Linked DNA regions of Homo sapiens: regions 2 and 3 are each linked to region 1. A link is a contact called in ENCODE Hi-C or POLR2A ChIA-PET data. All regions are on one chromosome and are shown on one strand. Each heading gives the region's core, a stretch centred on a gene start or an enhancer-like site at or near the end of the contact. The rest is flanking DNA. Distances are from core to core; before and after follow the strand shown.

Region 1 (4,286 bases), core at 1,104-3,603:
TTGTTGCCCAGGCTGGAGTGCAATGGCACGATCTCGGCTCACTGAAACCTCTACCTCCTGGGTTCAAGTGATTCTCCTGCCTCAGCCTCCGGAGAAGCTGGGATTACAGGCATGCCCCATCATGCCCGGCTAATTTTGTGTTTTTAGTAGAGACGGGGTTTCTCCATGTTTGTCAGGCTGGTCTTGAACTCCCCACCTCAGGTGATCTGCCTGCCTCGGCCTCCCAAAGTGCTGGTATTACAGGCGTGAGCCAACACACCTGTCCAAAAATTTTTTTAAAAAATTACTCAAAAAAACCCCAAACAAAAAATTAGCCAGGCGCTGCGGTGTGTGTCTGTAGTTCTAGCTACTTGGGAGGTCGAGGAAGGAGGATCATTTGAGCCCTGGGGTTGGAGGCTGCAGTGAGCTATGATCATACCACTGCACTTCAACTTGGCAAGACCCTATCTCTATTAAAAAATAGAAAATTTGGCAGGGCGTGGTGGCTCACGCCTGTAATCCCAGCACTTTGGGAGCCCGAGGTGGGTGGATCACGAGGTCAGGAGATCGAGACCATCCTGGCCAACATGGCAAAACCCCGTCTCTACTAAAAAATACAAAAAATTAGCTGGGTATAGTGGCAGGCACCTGTAGTCCCAGCTACTCGGGAGGCTGAGGCAGGAGAATGGCGTGAACCCGGGGGGGCGGAGTTTACAGTGAACCGAGATTGTGCCACTGTACTCCAGCCTGGGTGACAGAGCAAGACTGTCTCAAAAACAAAACAAAACAAAACAAAACAAAAACAGAATGAGTCTGCACAGAGTGACAAATGAGGCTGCAGGCAGAAATAAGAGCATCCCGAGGGAGGGCTCCTGGGCTCAAGCGATCCACCCACCTCACCCTCCTGAGTAGCTGGGATCACAGGTGCACACCATCAACCTGGCTAATTAAAACAATTATTTTTTTGTAGAGGTGGGGCCTCATTATGTTGCCTGGGCCTGATTTTTTTTTTTTGGAGACAGAGTCTTGCTCTGTCCCCCAGGCTGGAGTGCACTGGCTCAATCTTGGCTCACTACAACGTCCATCTCCCAGGTTCAAGTGAGTTTCCTGCCTCAGCCTCCCGAGTAGCTGGGACTACCACACCTGCTACCACGCCTGGCTAATTTTTTGTATTTTTAGTATAGATGGGGTTTCACGTTAGCCAGGATGGTCTCCATCTCTTGACCTCGTGATCCGCCCGCCTTGGCCTCCCAAAGTGCTGGGATTACAGGTGTGAGCCACCGCGCCCCAGCCAACTTAAGTCCTTTCTAAAAATTTTTTTTACTTTATATAAACTGTTTGTATTCTTTTTTCTATGCTATGCCTCAGGTTTGAAGATGTTCAGCTCAGATTACCTGCATCTAAGGACCAAAATGTAAATGCCAGGGCCATTCTTCCAGGTCAGTTTGCATCAGAACCATGCAGGTTGCATCTGTTGCTAGTTACAAGAGAGAGCTAGGCCCTTCTTCAGTTTAAGGTCTTAGGCGGGATGCCAAAATCTGCATTTCCAGCAAGTTCCCAGATGATGGCCAGGCTACATTGTGAGAACATCACAATAGATCATGTGAGTGAGAATGATCAGGGCAGGCTGAGGTGGTGGGGAGAGGAACACCATCACTTCTCCCAAGCTGCAGTTTCTGCAGATCTACGCTGCCTTTGGGAAATGTTTAGCATCACACTGGACATAATTACTTGCGCTGCATTTTCTGAATTACACAGTCTTCGTCTTAGAGTGGAGCCAGGGCAAAAGAGGAATTCAAGCTGGAACAAGGAGTCCGAGAAGACGCGACTGCTGGACAGAACAAGCGATGAAGCCAGTCCCCAAACTGATGAGCCCGCAGCTCCATCCAAATTAAATGGGCTGAGAACACCAACACTCCACCCTCCCGGTACGATTGCATGGCAGGGAGGAACCAAAAATATTTTTCCTTCATCTGCTATCTCAGCTAAGCAGTACACTCTTTCTAGCACCTCACTAGAGTCCAGTTTTTCTGTATTCTGTATTCACAATACAGGTTTATTATGAACTCTGAGCAGATGAGGCTATTTTTCCCCCTTTTGGTTTCTTAGTAACTAGGCAAAGTACAAGGCTCACGGTGGGTATTTAATAAATACTTACTGACAACTTGCCTGCAAGCGAGTCGACGTTCATCTCAGTTGTTGAGGCACTCACGGGCCAGGCTTCACTCGACTCTTCTCACTGCCTACTCAGTTCCTTCTCAAAGCAAAGCCCGTGGATATATCCAAGGAACTGGCTTCATTGCTTTTAAAAATTCTGTCCAGCTTTAACTGGCTAGAATAGGGGTCCTCGTCCTTGTCATATGCTGTCCAGAATGAAGTCCAAATCCAGGATTCTGGGAGCATGTCATGCTTTCTCGAACCTGCAGGAGTCTCAAGGGCACCTGCATTGATATGCATGTCATGGCTGTAGAAGGGGGCTGGCATTGCAGCACACAATAGCCAAATCTGGGGATTTTCCAGATGCCTTCGCCTTCTTGGCTAGTATTTTTCACTGAAGGTTTTTTATAAAACTGCTTAAGGAAACTAGGGGAGTGAGCATTGCTAGCAGAAAGGGGACTAAAATAGATGCACAGAGGTCCCTTAAAAGTCCAAAGGAACACCACGAGGCCAGGGAAACATCTGCAGGGTCAATGCAGAGAAATCAACAGCAGTTGTGGGGGAGGACAGTGAAGGCAGCCACACAGCAGGCAGCTGCTGCTGGGTCACCCAGGGCTCTGCCGCGGCTCCATGAGCGCCCAGAAGGAAAGGTCCCATGATACCTCTTGCATAACAACTGCATGACATAGGCCGTTCACCTTCCAGGAAGATTCCAGGGTAAAGATCAGCCCCCAAATAGCCCGTCTGGATGGTTATTTTCTCAATTCCGTTGGTAGCACTCTCAGAGAACATAGAGTATAGCAAAATGGAGCCCACAAAGGGGCTGATTTATAAAACTTGCGTTGCCTTTCCTTCCAGTAACACGAATTGGTTTAGAGACAAGAGACATTAATCTTTAACAAGAGAAGCACCTATGGATGTCTCCAAATGTCAAAATAGAAAGTTGATCAGAACTTTTGAGACTAATCTACAGTAACAATGTATAGCTTCCTGTCTCCCTAAATCTTGCCCGAGTAGCTTTTATGCTCTTATTTTAAGAAGCTCACTGTGTAGGATTATCTGTGTAAGATATATTTACCCAGGATGCTTAACAAGCGTTAAACAGTAACAGTTCCAAAAATAGAGCCACATTTACACTGCCTACTGCACTGTTTTGAAACAGTTAACCAGTGGAAGATGCTAACTTTTGGTACATATATTTGTTGCTGGTTTTGGCCCGAAGAAGATAAATCTGGAAGCACTCTAAATGGCTAAGTTCCTTATAAAAAATAAAGGCCGGGCACAGTGGCTCACGCCTGTAATTCCTAGCACTTCGGGAGGCTGAGGCAGACAGATCACTTGAGCTCAGTTCTAGACCAGCCTGGGCAACATCGTGAGACAAAAAATTAGCTGGGTGTGGTGGGGTGCCCCTGTAGTCCCAGCTGCTTGGGAGGCTGTGGTGAGAGGACTGCTTGAGCCCGGGAGATTGAGGCTGCAGTGAGCTGAGACCATGCCACTGTACCTAGCCTGGGCAACAGAGTGAAACCCTGTCTCAAGAAAAATTAAAGCCTATCTTTTTTTTTTTTTTTCATGTTGTGAGAATTTAATAAGTCAATGAACATAAGGTGCTTAGAACCAAGCTTAGGGTATGGAAAACAGAGAATAGATGTTTCTTGTTATTCTTTTTTTTTTTTTAATTTATTTTTTTATTGATAATTCTTGGGTGTTTCTCACAGAGGGGGATTTGGCAGGGTCATGGGACAATAGTGGAGGGAAGGTCAGCAGATAAACAAGTGAACAAAGGTCTCTGGTTTTCCTAGGCAGAGGACCCTGCGGCCTTCCGCAGTGTTTGTGTCCCTGGGTACTTGAGATTAGGGAGTGGTGATGACACTTAACGAGCATGCTGCCTTCAAGCGTCTGTTTAACAAAGCACATCTTGCACCGCCCTTAATCCATTTAACCCTGAGTGGACACAGCACATGTTTCAGAGAGCACAGGGTTGGGGGTAAGGTCACCGATCAACAGGATCCCAAGGCAGAAGAATTTTTCTTAGTGCAGAACAAAATGAAAAGTCTCCCATGTCTACTTCTTTCTACACAGACACGGCAACCATCCGATTTCTCAATCTTTTCCCCACCTTTCCCGCCTTTCTATTCCACAAAACTGCCACT
Region 2 (4,286 bases), core at 1,281-3,780, 460 kb before region 1:
CATCCCTGGCTTAACCCAGGGCCTTGGAAAGCTCACCCCTTTCTCTTATTTTCTCTCCCTATTCTTACTTATTGAGGATTTTAAAATAGTAAAGGAGATACTGCGTTTTTCTGAGTAAATCAAAATAATCAACCAAAAAGCTACAAAGAACTAACCCTAGTTTCCCAAAGAGTTTGTGAGCTAAATAATTTAAATGCTATATACCAGGTGAGGGCACAACAGATGTGTGGAGGGCAGTGGAGTGGGACCGTGCAGGTCCTGTGGGGAACGGGGCTGGGTGAGTTGGATATCCCCATTGGAGAGGATTGGAAAGTCTTTAAAATGTTAATACCCTTGGACTCAATATTCCACTTCTGGGACTCACCTGGAAGGAAATTATTCACACATAGGAGCAAGATTTATGAAGAAAAAATTTTATTGCCATTATTTACAATCAATAAAAGTTGGAAATATTCAATAAAAGGGAAATTATGAGATATTCATATGATAAAAATATTGTATGACATTTAAATTAATGTTTTTTAAAAATCCTCAAAGGAGGAAGAATTTCCCACAAAGTTATTTTTAACAAAAAGCAGGATGCACTTGTGTGTCTGTGTGTGTGTGTGTGTGGTTTTATCTCAACTTAGTTTAAAGCTAGAAAGCTAGAAAAAAGACTGGAAAGAAATATGAATATTACTAATGGCTTTCTCTAGGTGATGAGATTATGAATGCTTTTCTTCCTTTATGTTTCTATATTTTTCAGTTTTTCTAAAATAAACGTTTTCGCCTAGTGCAGTGGCTCATGCCTGTTATCCCAGCACTTTGGGAGGCTGATGAGGGCAGATCGCTTGAGCTCAGGAGTTTGAGACCAGCCTGGGCCATGTGGCAAAACCCCATCTCCACAAAAATTAGCTGGGTATGGTGGTGCATGCCTGTAGTCCCAGCTATGCAGGAGGCTGAGGCAGGAGAATCGCTTGAACTTGGGAGGCAGAGGTTGCAGTGAGCTGAAATTGCACCACTGCCCTCCAGCCTGGGCAATAGAGCAAGATCCTGACTCAAAAAAAAAAAAAAAACTCCAGCGTCAAAAATAAAATAAAATGAGAAGTAGGAGAAATTATTAGAGATTCTGGACCTTTTAGGGCATTTTTCCCTAATATCCACTCAGGCCGTGCCCAGATGGCCTTGCACCTTCAGCTGTGGCATCAAACAAAACTGGGAATTGCAGCTTTACCACTTATCTCGCTGCATAAGCTTCCACAAGCAAGTTACTTACTGTTTGTGCTTTTAGGTTCTTAATATGTAAAACAATGTTTTACATTAAAAATTAAATGAAATAGCTCCTGAAAAGCCCAGTCACATTGTCAGAGCTCAGTAAAAATGTGTTCCCTTATTCTAGTACTGGGGCAGAACACCTGCAGGTTTGTAGGTGGGGAGACAGTGGACAGAGTGGCTGGGTGATGAAGTGGGGCTCTAGAGGATGAGCAGAGATTGCCTCTGAGCCGACACCCTGGCCCTGTCAGTTCCCGTCCTCACATGATGGACATGAAGGGAACACGAATGAAGCAGATGATGATACGGTTAAGTAAATACCACCTGGGACCAGAGAGAGCCCTTCTCAAGGAGTCGCCAGCCCAGAGTCGGCCCTCTTCTGAGCTGGCCGGCTGGAGTCAATCTGCTTTGGACAACACAGCTTCAGATGGAGATAATACTGAGGCCAATGATCCTTGAAGACAAAATAATCTCTGGGCTTCTTTCTGCTCTGATTATAATGTTGCAATTATACTGAGCAGATGCTGATAGGAATTTGGTCAAATCCATCCCGTCTTCCATCTAACTTATTTTAGTGCCTGGTGGATTTCTGTCCAGCTCCACGGGCTGTGGCAATGCCGGGGCTGGCTGGAAGTGTGGAAGGGGCTGGCTGGAAGTGTGGAAGAGGCTGCCCGGGCTCCGGCATCAAGAGGTTTTCTCCGGTGGGGAGGAGTGCGCGATCTGATCCTTGGAGCGCTTGCAACTGTAGCCCTCCCCCAGGGCTCTGCGCTGATCTCCAGGGTCATCATCATAGTAACAGTAAGAACTTCATTTTATAGCATTTTTCAATCTGTAAGACAACGTCGTGTCCTTTATACCGTTGAAATTTCAATTTCACGACTACTCAGATGTTACGCGACTTGCTCAGTATCCAACACTTGGTTCCTTCACTGGCTCCCGGAGACCTGGGTGCTGAAGCCACTGCAAGGAGGTGTGTGCTCGAACACACAGCGAACACCGACTGCGTGGTTAGCAGGATTCGCTGGGGAAGAGGCCTCAGGAGAGTGCTGGAATTTCCAACCTTCGAGGTGCTAGTAACGTGTGTCGAGGAAGGGGTTGGAGAAGGGGAGAAAATGAAAAGAAGGGGAGAAAATGAAAAGATGGGGAGGAGGAGAAATGGTTTGGGTTTGGTTTTGGCTTGAGCCTCACCCAAGCGTCCCACGCCGCAGCTCCGCGGCCTCCTGGGGGCGCCCGCTCGCGTTGCCACGGCGCTCGCGCGGAGCCGCAGCCCGCCCAGCCAGCAGCGCGCGCTCCTGCAGCCCCGGCGGAGTCCCGGCGGGGAGCGCCCGCGTAGGCAGGCACCCGGGGCAGCCCTCCGTCCTCGCCGCGCGGCCTGAGAACCCCTGGGCCCTGGGCGAGGGGGCTGGGCTGTGCAGCCCCCGAGGCTAACTGGGCGGGATCGCAGCTGCAGGGGTTGTGCGAGCAGCCACGGCGGCACCTGTGCCCTGCGGGCACCCACCCTGCCCCTGCCGAGGCAGGCGCCCACCGCCGGCGGTGATGCGGCTGTGAAGCCCTAGTCGGTGAGTACCCTCCAGTCCCCCTGTGGGCGAGCGAATCTAAATGACAAGGTTATGTGTTTTGCTGGATGTCTTCTAAGAATCATTTATTTAGATTGCTTATGGTGGGGAAGCGTTTCCTTTGTGACATCTTTGTGTTTCTCGGATCTATTTCGTTTCCCTCTAAACGCAGCCCTCTCTCCCCTAGTGGGAAAGACACCCAGTATCCGTGTCTCGATCATCGCACGACACCCACCAGTGCGGATGCCACGTACCACACACTCCCCAGAGCCTGCCAGAGAGCAGGGCTGTCTCCCAGCCACGTCCACCCCATTTTCATTGTGCTTCTATCCCGCAGGCAAAGGAAGAGCGTACCCAGGCACCCCCGAGGTAGGCCAGGTGTCAGGACAGCCAGCAGGCCCTTGGCGAAGCCGGGTCCGCTCTGGCTAGCTCAGCGCGGTGAACCCATGAGCTCATTAGGAGCAGCGGCTGCTTTGCGCGGGGAACGCCGGTTTCCCTGCGGCAGAGGGGCCCTGCACCCGCCCGCGGCGCGCGGTGGTGGCCCAGGACCAGTGGCGCACACGCTTGCGCTCCCAGGCTGCAGGGCGCGCTGCGCCGGCGCAGCTCCCGGGCGTGTGCAACAAAAGGACGGCCAAGTTCATTCCCTCCTGGAAGCAGAGGGCGGGGCCGCATGACTTCTGGAGGCTGCATGTGTCTTAGAATCAAATGGTTATGACTCCATAGCAAAATGCTTTCTGTGTGTCAAGTCCTCTCCGTGCCTGCCAACCCCTTCCCTCCTCTCTCCTCCCTAAAATGCTTTCTTATTGGTCTGGCACTGTGATCAACTATTTAGAATTTTCATTGTAAAGAAATGAAAAAAGGGTGAAACCGAGACAAGCTGTAGGCTGAAAGGCTGGGCCCTGTGGTGCTATTCATTAGCTCTCAGGCCTGGCTGCTGGGGAGATTTTTAGAAATCCTGCTACCTGGGTCCAATCCCTGGAGATTCTGACTTAATTGGTCTGGGATATGGCCCAAACACTGGGATTTTTTAAATTTTCTTTTTGTGGGGAGGAGTGGTGGTGGGAAAATTTGGAGTGCATACTGGATTTTTTTTTTTTAACTTCCCAGGTGATTCTAATGAGCTAAGATGGCCACCCACCATTCTAATCAATCAGGGTGACATTTTTCCAGGTGAACTTGGTAATAGTTCAGTCTCTCAGGCTGCCGTTGGAGGGCAGGGTATGCAACTGTCATAAATGCCTACAAGCTACAGGCAAAGAGAGCTGGCAGGGCCTTGGGCTGCTCCAAGAAGCTCAGGATGAAGGCAGTGTCTCAAACGAGGGAGGGATCATCACTCTCGGAACAGGTCCCTTCACTAAATGAAGTGTTCTGATCTATATTCCAGGGCAAGGGGAAAGCAGATGCATACCTTTGCAAGTCTGTAGCATGAAAGCTGTGGCTCCCTGTACATTTGTGGACTTCATGGCTGCCTATGTACTA
Region 3 (4,286 bases), core at 606-3,105, 330 kb before region 1:
CCCTTCAGAGAAGTCTATACTCATTCCCTGAGCCACAAGGTGCGGTCCGAGGCAGTGGCCGAAGTACTGTCTGAGACAGTGGCTCTCAACCCAGGGTGATTTTGCCCTCCAGGGGATACTTGGTAGTTGTCTGGGGACATTTTTGATGGTCATGATTGGGGGTGGGCAGGAGCCAGGGATGCTGCTGAACATCCCGCAGTGCACGAGACAGGCCTCCACCACACGGAATTACCTTGGCCTGAGGTGTTACGAGAGCACAGAGAGAAACCAGGTACAGACGCGGGGCAGAGGGGAGAGAGGGAGAGAGTGTGAGAGCTAAGGTTTCGGGAGAAGACTTTGTGGAAAAAGTCTTTGGCTGGGTCCTGCAACATAGCCAGGATTCAGTGACAGGTGAGGACCACTCCAGATTTTGTATGTATTGAAGGCCCTGAATACTTTTTTGAAAGAGAATGACATGAGTACACCTGGTCAGCCACACGTGAGAGGGGTTGGAGGAGGGAAGTACCAGAGGCAGGGAGACCAGGTAGAAAGACCTCGCCATAGTCAGGCTGAAGGTGGTGGAGGCCCAGATCTGGGCCTGATGCTGGGGATGAAGAAGGGAGGAGGCAGTGGAGGAGACCTCAGACTTTGGGCCAGGTGCAACTGGGTCCCAGGCCAAGCTTTGCTGCTGGTGAATTGTGCGGCCTCGAAGAGGTGATTGAATAGCTCTGAACTTCGATTTCCTTGTCTGTGAAGTGGGGGCAGCAGTGTCTACCTCACATTGTGATCATGAGTGCCGGGCCTGTGGTGGATGGTCATTGCCATTGTTGGTTATGTGAGAGAGAATGGTAAGGAGGTGAAGTCGATGGGCAGGGGCAATTGATCACCTTGTGGGGCAAGAGGTAGGTGTTTGTAGATGGTGCTACATCAGCGTAGGCAAGGCAGAGGGAGGGCTGAGAGGGTTGAGAGGTTTGAGTCATTTGGACATTGTGAATTTGACGTGCCATTGGGATGCCAGGGTGGATGTGAGGACCAGCAGGCAGTTGGAAACATTTGCATTTTTCTCCACTGGAGCGTCTTCTCTTTGAAAGCAGAGAGTGTATCTTTATTCACTGTTTTTATTTTAGAGCATGGAATATTGAAGTTGCCTGTTACATATTGGATGGTTGGATATACACATAGGAGACAGATCTGAGTAAAAGCTCATTTCTGAGCCAAGAGATGGCACCAGAAGGTGGTTTTATGTGTTATCGCAGAATACATTTTCATGGCGAAAAACCTAAATGAAACAGGATTTTCATGATACTTGGTTTTTAGCTTATGTTCACAAATTACTAAATGACTTAGTACAAACTTCAGTTGCCCTCGGTAAGGGAACAGACTTTCTTGGATATAAATAGTTCATAGATTCTTTTGAATGGCCGATATCAGAGCTCTTCTGATGTGATTAATAATAGGATTTTTAAAGAGGCTGTTCGGGTTTTAGAAGACGTTTCAATGAACTGTAAAAAGCATCCCAGCACATGTGTTTGCCTATTCAGTTTCTCAGGGTTGAGAATTCATAGTACAAGGTGCCAAGCTCTGTTCGGGGACTGTCTGGTCTGGGGCCCCAGGGTTGTCAGCGGAGCCCTGCAGGGCTTCTTCTCTTGGCAAGTTATACAGTGCCTTGGAAGTGCAAGGGCGAGGCCTGGGTGCTTTGGGTTGAACGTGCCACCCTATAGAATGGAGCCTTTTCTCCTCTCCTCTTCCCAGTGTTACTTTGGAGGGGGTAGGCTTCCTCAGCTAGGTGCCAGCGACTGTCCGGGAACTCAGAGCTGCTGTAAGCCAGGCTGGCCACACAGTAGGTGGCGCTCCTCCACCTCAGTGCCGTGGGGACAGCAGGTTGTGGCTGTCAGGCTGTGGTCCCTCAGGGTACTGGGGGGTGGACGTTGACCTTAGAGTCTGGATAAACTAGTAGTTTCTTTTCTTAGAATTCGCTGTCATGATACCATTTGCATAACCTTGTTCCTCACTGTTTTCTTTGCATGGAAACTAGTGTTGACTGTTTCGTCCCTACCCTCAGTAATTTTTCAAAGGGGACATGTGTCCTACAAAGAGGATTCTCTGTCAGCATTACCAGGTGACCACACCTCCAATAATACTGTGTTTTGTTGTTTTAGAGTCTGTAGCTCGTTCAAGCAAACTGCTGGGTTGGTGCCAGAGGCAGACAGATGGCTATGCAGGGGTAAACGTGACAGATCTCACCATGTCCTGGAAAAGTGGCTTGGCCCTTTGTGCAATTATCCATAGATACCGCCCTGACCTGATGTAAGTTGTGATCAAACTTTGTGTTTTTTTATACTCCTCAAGGATCTCAGACCACTCTGCTATCAAGTAACATTTTGTCCTTTTTCCTAGAATGAGGTACATAGTAAGATACTTTCTCTAGAAGGCAGTGATTTTGATTTCACTATATTTGAAACTCTGTATGTCATGTATTATATAGCTCAACCCAGGAATGATTTTTATTTTTGTTTTTTTCCAATTTTTTTTTTTGTGCTCCTATAGCTGAGTTTTAAAAATCACAACACTCATAAGTCAAAAACTGGTTTTGACACCCACCTGGGCCTGTTAGCTTCCCACAAAGGAAAACTGTTTATTGGCCCCGGTTGAACTCTTCATTTCGGCCAGCTGTCTCTCAAATTCTATGGGTCACAAGGGAAACCTGGCTAGAACATTTGGCCAGCTCAAGGCAAATGTGTCACTACTAACAAAGCAAAACATCATGAACAGTTGACCAATTTATGATGGTTCATTGGTATTTTCTCTGTGTTAAAGACTGCGTTTTTTACAGACATACTCTGTTGTCCTACCCACCTATCCCAGTGACATCTCCTTTGGCCATTCTCCACTCACCTGTCTACAGAATCAGAGTTCTAGGGTGACCCCAGGTCAGCTGCGGGGACCAGCACACCCAGGTTCCCCCATCGGCATTTGTTACCACGGAAGCCAAACCGAAGGATTCAGAAGCAGAGCATGTTGCATTATTTTGGTTTCCTGTCCTTTTCATCATTAGGTCCACTTAAGGGGCCAATTTCTGTTTGTTTTGTTTAATGATTGCTTAAGGAATCCTACAAGATATAGTTGCTATTTATATGATGGTTATAAACTGACAAGGCAAGAGCTGGTAAAAATAGCCTTGTGCAGTGTGGATTACAAATGGGGATTTCTGGTGTGCTTGGATGGAGGTAAGTGACCTCTGGTGCTCCTGTCACTTAGCTCACCCAGAAGTTGATAGCAAGTAAGTAAAAATAGGGCTTATTCACTCCTGCCAAAGAAAGGGGGTAGGGCAAGGAAGAGCAGCTTGGGAAAGATTGTGATCAGTGGCAGAGGATGGGCAGGTGAGTCAGCTCTGTTCCAAAGGGAACAGGCAGAAGTGGTTGAGGGAGCCTAGCAGGTGGGGGTGGAGGGGCGCCTGGAGAAGGTTAGGGGACCGTCTTCTAGGAAGGCAAAGCAGCACAGGGACAGCGCGGCACTGTTCAGCAGCAGTGAGGTCATAGTTTCAGAGGCTGAACCTATGGTGAGGAGGAGTTTGAGAAAATGGAAAATGCTGTGGGATCCTAGATTAACACAGAATTAAGGGCTGCTGGGTTAACCTGAAGTCATGTAAAGAAGAATGCGATCAGTCTTCTGAAAAGCAAGAGGCTTAAACCCAGTAGGAAATGGCCATTAATCTAAATAGGAAACTTAGCAATGGAAAAATTTTTTGAGGAGGATTTTGGAATTTCCCCTCCAGGAGAAGGCTAAGATTGATCAGAGCTGATTTAGTACCTTAACAGCTTGTCAGGTCTAAGGGCCATGGTGGGTGATAGTCCCAGGCCTGTAGGAGCAATCTGATCCAAATGGGAGATGTATCATGTTTTGACATTAGTTTAATGTGGATGGGCCATACACAAGGATCAAGATATATTAAAGATAGTTCCTATTATTTTTTATTTTTATTTTTAGAGACAGGTCCCGCCCTATTTCCCAGGATAGAGGGCAGTGGCACAGTCATAGCTCATTGCAACCTTGAACTTGCGGGCTCAAGTGATTCTCCTGCCTCAGCCTCCCAAGTAGCTAGGACTGTAGGCATATGCCGCCATGCCTAGCTAATTTTTAATTTGAATTAAATTTTTAATTTAAATTGAACTCCTGGGCTCAAGCAATTCTCCTGCCTCACCCTTCCAAAGTGTTGGGATCACAGGTGTGAACCACTGTGCCCAGCCAGTCCCTATTCTCGAGCTCACATTTTAGTAGTAAATTTGTGTTACTAGAAAAATGAGAGT

What was found. Hi-C counts contacts between places; a loop is a spot of excess contacts on that map. ChIA-PET counts read pairs that join two places held with the same protein, here RNA polymerase II (POLR2A). Pooled maps may share reads with other maps.
Region 2: a loop to region 1 is called in a map of ovary, with 6 times the contacts of the local background. The contact joins the promoter of MICAL3 here to the promoter of SLC25A18 in region 1. A Hi-C loop is called at or near these places in 2 of 168 maps with a recorded cell type or tissue (breast epithelium and ovary), 1 of 37 single-sample maps with no recorded cell type and 4 of 50 pooled maps. POLR2A ChIA-PET finds 5 or more read pairs at or near these places in 1 of 52 experiments (OCI-LY7).
Region 3: a pooled map shows a loop between it and region 1 (2.5-fold over the local background). The contact joins the enhancer-like site here to the promoter of SLC25A18 in region 1. A Hi-C loop is called at or near these places in 1 of 168 maps with a recorded cell type or tissue (K562), 2 of 37 single-sample maps with no recorded cell type and 5 of 50 pooled maps.

What each region holds. Positions count from the first base shown.
Region 1 is chr22:17,561,565-17,565,850 of GRCh38, reverse strand. It overlaps SLC25A18 (solute carrier family 25 member 18), which reads right to left and starts at 2,353. Exons shown (of 11, transcript NM_031481.3): 1 at 2,138-2,353. It overlaps LOC105372850 (a long non-coding RNA gene), which reads left to right. Exons shown (of 3, transcript XR_001755420.2): 2 at 1,348-1,582; 3 at 1,738-2,154. RefSeq lists a silencer at 2,288-2,582.
Region 2 is chr22:18,022,805-18,027,090 of GRCh38, reverse strand. It overlaps MICAL3 (microtubule associated monooxygenase, calponin and LIM domain containing 3), which reads left to right and starts at 2,530. Exons shown (of 32, transcript NM_015241.3): 1 at 2,530-2,810. RefSeq lists a silencer at 2,393-2,802.
Region 3 is chr22:17,889,485-17,893,770 of GRCh38, reverse strand. MICAL3 (microtubule associated monooxygenase, calponin and LIM domain containing 3) reads left to right here. Exons shown (of 32, transcript NM_015241.3): 12 at 2,139-2,286. Among named protein-coding and RNA genes, the nearest start is that of MIR648, 89 kb to the left of the region's middle. Within about 2 kb of position 1,855, at least 13 of the 41 ENCODE cell types and tissues checked have a DNase peak (open chromatin) inside an H3K27ac peak, as active enhancers do.